Linked DNA regions of Homo sapiens: region 2 is linked to region 1. A link is a contact called in ENCODE Hi-C or POLR2A ChIA-PET data. All regions are on one chromosome and are shown on one strand. The core of a region is the stretch at or near the end of the contact, and the rest is flanking DNA. Distances in the headings are between cores, read along the strand shown. Region 1 overlaps DNAH8 (dynein axonemal heavy chain 8). Region 2 has its middle 29 kb from the start of SAYSD1.

What was found. A loop is a pair of places that touch in the nucleus more often than their neighbours do. ChIA-PET counts read pairs that join two places held with the same protein, here RNA polymerase II (POLR2A). Pooled maps may share reads with other maps.
Region 2: a loop to region 1 is called in a pooled map, with 2.2 times the contacts of the local background. The contact joins two enhancer-like sites. A Hi-C loop is called at or near these places in 2 of 168 maps with a recorded cell type or tissue (Caco-2 and Panc1), 2 of 37 single-sample maps with no recorded cell type and 3 of 50 pooled maps. POLR2A ChIA-PET finds 5 or more read pairs at or near these places in 1 of 52 experiments (activated CD4-positive, alpha-beta T cell).

The regions. Positions count from the first base shown.
Region 1 is chr6:38,875,190-38,877,889 of GRCh38, forward strand. It overlaps DNAH8 (dynein axonemal heavy chain 8), which reads left to right. Exons shown (of 93, transcript NM_001206927.2): 53 at 402-639. Among named protein-coding and RNA genes, the nearest start is that of DNAH8-AS1, 77 kb to the right of the region's middle. Within about 2 kb of position 1,427, at least 2 of the 41 ENCODE cell types and tissues checked have a DNase peak (open chromatin) inside an H3K27ac peak, as active enhancers do.
Region 2 is chr6:39,142,440-39,145,139 of GRCh38, forward strand. No RefSeq gene overlaps it. Among named protein-coding and RNA genes, the nearest start is that of SAYSD1, 29 kb to the left of the region's middle. Within about 2 kb of position 1,277, at least 3 of the 41 ENCODE cell types and tissues checked have a DNase peak (open chromatin) inside an H3K27ac peak, as active enhancers do.

The DNA of each region.
Region 1 (2,700 bases), core at 177-2,676:
GTCCTGCAAAATTTTACAAAGAAATAGAATCTTTGATCTGGAAAATTTAGATAACTTAACTTTAGAACCAGTAGCTACCTTAGCTGCTTACATCGAGTCTAGGCCTTTTGCTTTCCCAGTAGGAAATTGAGACTCAGAGAGGTCAGTGGGATGAGCTGAGGGTTGAAACCACAGGAGCAGATTTTCAGTTCAGCATCCTTTCTGCTAGACCATGCTGCCTGTCTAAAACAGGATAGCCTTTCTTCTACGTGCTGTTGGCTGTAGGACGGTGATCAAGCAATAGCTTGAGATATATCTATTTTTCTTCTCTCTTCCTTCCTCCTTTTAATTTTACTATTATTTACAATTTTTTATTTTCAAAATTTTAATTTAAAAATTTATTTTATTTGAAACATTTTCAGTCTCTCAATCTTCTGGAAGGGTTAATTCCCTCCAAAGAAGAAGGCGGTGTTTCCTGTGTCGAACATCTTCATAAATTATTTGTGTTTGGCCTAATGTGGAGTTTAGGAGCCCTTCTGGAATTAGAAAGCAGAGAAAAGCTTGAAGCCTTCTTACGGCAGCATGAAAGCAAGTTGGACTTACCAGAAATACCTAAAGGCTCAAATCAAACCATGTATGAGTTTTATGTTACTGATTATGGTAAGCCCACTGAACTATACCTTAAATGAAATGACTTTTTTCAAATGAGAAAATATAAGCTTTCATAAACTCTTCTATGAGAGAATATTAAAACAATTATGAAAACATAATTGTTAATACCATTTTGAAAAGAGCATGTATTTGAAAGAGAGTGGAATTTTGCATATGAATTGTGCCCGAAACTGATATTGAGACTCTTGACTTCTCCTTTTGGAGTGGGCTCAGTAAAATCTGGCATAAATAAGTTAGTAATACCTTGTACAACATCTACTTTCTAATGCTGGAATAGGAAAGGTAGCAGCGTGGAGAACACAGATTCTTCATGATGCAAAGCATGCTAATACACATAACGGATCAGCCCCACAATTCCCCTGTTGGGAATGCCAGAATGAGTAGAGAATGAACGTAGCAGATTCCTCAAGGTCCAGCGCTGTCACCTTAGCCCCCCAGCCTTCCATGTATGGCCGGGCCCAGCTCACTGCTCCTTAAAAGAAATGCCTTTGAACTTGGTGCTTTCATCCAGAGCCCAGGCCCTGATTCTTCAAAGTTCCAAAGAGGAAAAATATGCTTCCTAAAAACTCTAATTACCTCTGGTTCTTCCTAAAAACTCAAAAACAGCAATAGTCTTTTGTTTGTTTGTTTTAATGAATAAACTGAAGGACAACTGGAGCAGGAGAGTAGACAGCAATAGCCAAATTTTGAAAGCAAGAAAGCAGTAAGGTAAGCGGCAGTCGATTTAGCACACTGGCAGTGGGAAGAGCTGAGAAGTAATTGAGAAGCGCACGTCACAGGACATTCAAAGGGCTCAGGAAGTGGAAACTGGGGCAAAAGTTGAGCTAAAAACCACAGGGCTGGTTATAAGTCTGTTTGAGAAAAAGACCTCCTGGGCCGCTTTCCAAAGCCCTGCTGCCAGACAATCGGCCTTCCCCACACTGGCAAGACTAAAGAGTTACTGTTTGAATCGTGTAAAATAGAGGGTTTCCTAGACTTGGGGACACCAGGCACATTTAAGAGTGGGAGAATCATACCAAAACTGGGGATTAAGTGGAAATTTGTGTTTGAAAGGGACTGAGATAAATAAATTTTTTCAGTGGGCCATCTTTAACCAGAAAGGCCAATAATTGTATTACATGTGTTAGATGCTGCTAAAGGTTTGAGATGGCAAAAGGGCACTCTAACTCAAAATGCAAACTAACAAAGGAATCTTTAAATCTAGATATGCACTCCCTTAGAATCCAGAGCCAAGCTCCTCCACAGCGCTGCTTTCTGAGCAGCCGGAGTTCTATGATGTTTAAAGGTTCAGATTGCCTCCCTCTGAGTGCCTTGTCCTTATTCAGAGGCCGGGCCCCAAGTTACTCAGAGAGTGAAATTCATCAGCAGCAATTTTCCAACCATGGCAGAGCCTTGGTTAGGGGATTGAGATGGCATCTAATAAGGAAGCCAATAAAATAATTACCTTCCTCTGTGCCATCAAAAATATGTATTGCCACATTTCTTAAAGAGCAGTCCAGTGATGTTTGTGACATTTTCTTCCAAGTAGCTAGGACTGGTTCTGTAAGTTTAGACAATGATGTTTTCTTATTTTTAATGGAGATGTTAACAAAAGGTTGACAACAATCTAGACTCATATTCCTTCTTCAAGGTGGTCCTGAAGTGGTCTGTTGACTAAAATATTGAGGGGTTGCAGGCATTCAGTCTTGCCATCCTAAGTAACTACTTTTGACGAAATTTATTTGCCCGAGCCTTTGTGGCCACGAAATGAACTAAGATATTATGCACTTAGTGGTTATTTAGGGCCCTAACATGTCCACTCAGCTGACTTCTAGCCAGCCCTTTCTTAACTCATTCTTCATCCATCCTTTTAATTTTTTTATGGACATTAACATCTTTGGAGAAGACTTCATTCATAGATTTAAAATGAAGTAAGGAGACTTATGCTTCCAGCGAAGATGGAGTAATGGGGACTGGGTTTAACCTCTTATATTAAAAATATAGAAAACTGGACAAAATGTGTAAGACGGTTTTTTTTCAGAGATTGGACAATAGGCACTACTGGACTGA
Region 2 (2,700 bases), core at 27-2,526, 270 kb after region 1:
TACAGCGAGCTGAGATCACGCCACTGCACTCCAGCCTGGTGACGGAATGAGATTCTGTCTCAAAAAAAAAAAAAAAAAAAAAAAAAGGCGTATGTGCATACGCGCAGACAGACAGACAGACAGACAGACCTTTATCCTTTCATTCCTTCCACATCCCAATTACCTATTTTACCACTTTATCTGCAGAATAAATTCACAGCCCACTAAACTATCAGGCTCCAAATAATTTTCATTCATTTTGAAAAATCAAATATACTTTCAGAGGAAAAGATTTGCCACCATGAAGGATATTCAAAGGGATGTGCCCAGACTCTAAAGATATCTATTTACACCATTTATATGTGTGTGTGTGTTTGTGTACAGTTGGTATTTAGTAAAATCCTTAGCCCCTCTGAATCCCGCAGACAGATCCACAGCCGGTGCTGTGATGCTGAGCCAAGATTCAGGATGATGGACAGGGGCAGGGAAAGATTGAGGACCAGGATTCACTTTGGAGCCAGCCAGACCTGGCCCCCAGGCTCAGGGAAACCCACTTTGGCTGGGTGACCTCCATCAGTCACATCATCCTTTGAAGTCTCAGTTTATTCATCAGGAAAATGAGGACAATAACATAAGTCTCATAAAGTTTGAGGATCGTTAAGTGTTAACTTCATAAACAAGCAAAGAAGAGGCACCAGTGGCTGGGAACGTTAATTCTAATTAAGGCATAAGGCATCAACATGCTTGCATGATATCTCGTGTAGCAGGAAAAGATGGAGTCAGAGGAAAAGGCAGATATGCAGGCTTAACTCTGTCCCAGCACACCTTCTAGAAAGAAAACAGCTGTCTCCTGTAATGTCCAGCTCCCCTGCCCTTCCTAGGTGGAAGGGTGGTGTTTTGTTCTCTCCCGAGGAAACCATTTCTCAGTCTCTCACCTGGTGTAGTCCATTGGGCCCTGAAGCTACCAGGCCAGTTTCAGTCAGTGTTTATGAAATGCCTTTGCCGGAGGCTACCTGATTGGCTTATCAGCCCTGGCCCTGGTAGCATTTCCGTACAATGAGCAGTGACATTTACAGCTTCAAGAAGTGCAAGGGAAACATTTTTCTTGCAGACTCCTCTTTCTCTCTCTAATGAAGCGGTCATTATAATCTTTCAGAGATGGTGCTCAAAAATGTACCCTAGCTTCCCACAGGAGAAACACTGTAAATGTCAGACACCCGATCACACTGTCTGTCTGGAGTGCATAAAACCAGCTGCTTGAACGCTGGAAAACAAAAGTCATGTTTCTTCCTGTTCTGCAGCCAAGCCTGGCTTCCGCGCATGTGACCTGTGCGGTCGCGCGGAGTCCTTCACTCAGAAGCCTCTGTTCTTGGTTTAATAATCTGCATCTAAAACTGGCACTGTACCATATAAAAATGAATCATAAACTTTAGGCTAAGAATTTACGCTTCTTTGTTTTTCTTTACATAGTTACTTAATGTATTAGTCTGTTTTCCCACTGCTGATAAAGACATATCCAAGACGGGGTAGTTTATAAAGAAAAAGAGGATGAATGGACTCCCAGTTCCACGTGGCTAGGCCTCACAATCATGGTGGAAGTCAAAAGGCACGTTTTACATGGCAGCAGGCGAGAGAAGAGAATGAGAGAGCCAAGTGAAAGGGGAAACCTCTTATGAAACCATCAGATCTCGTGAGACGCATTCATTACCACAAGAAGAGTATGGGGGAACCTCCTCCATGATTCAGTTACCTCCCACCCACCCTGCCAACAACATGTGGGAATTATGGGGGCTACAATTCAAGATGAGATTTGGGTGGAGAGACAGTCAAACCATATCACTTAGTCTTTACTTAAAATGGGGTCTCACTAAGTTACCCAGACTGCTCTTGAATGCCTGGGCTCAAGCAGTCCTTCTTCCTCAGCCTCCCGAGTATCTGGGACTACAGGTGTGGACCACCATGCCTGGCTCCCTCTTTGTACTTTAAATAGCAAATAAAAAGCACCACAAGTTGAGGGATTGCAGAAGAAAGGAGAAAGCTCTTTGTTTTTGTATATGTAACAGCACTTTTGTTCTGCTTTTTGAATGAGGAGCGCTGCATTTTCATTTTGCACTGGGCCCCACAAATTATGTAGCCAGCCCTGTCTGAAGCAGTGTAGAAATAACAGCTGTCTTTATCAGAAGGATAGGAAATAAAAATAAACACAAATTATGAGCACTCTGGCATAACTCACCTAATGATAACCCCTCTCATTGAGACCTCCCTTCTCAGTGTGTGGGCTACTCACTGTCCATGTTTATTCTTAACTGCACTGAAAACTACCCACTGCTGGACACATGTTTCTCTCCATTTCAGTTGCTTGATATTTGATATTCTGAGATTGAATGTAGAATACTGTTTCAGGAAATTACAATTTCATAAACCCTGTGTGAAAAGAAAAGACTCTTCTTTGTCCCTGGACATCTCTCAAAGGCCCTGTCTCTCCATCAGTCTCTCTGCCTCCTGGCTCCTTCTCTTCCACCACTGCCAGTTTTCTCACCCACTTCACATTTCCTGGAGATGTTGGACTGGAGTCACTAGTGGCCCAGAATTCAGACAGGCAACCATGCTCTCCTCTACAATGATAGTGCAGGACAGTAGACAGAAGCAAACATATCTCAGTCACATACTCACCCCCACTTAGGTCAAGCCACACTGATGAACCACAGTTTGGCCTGAGTT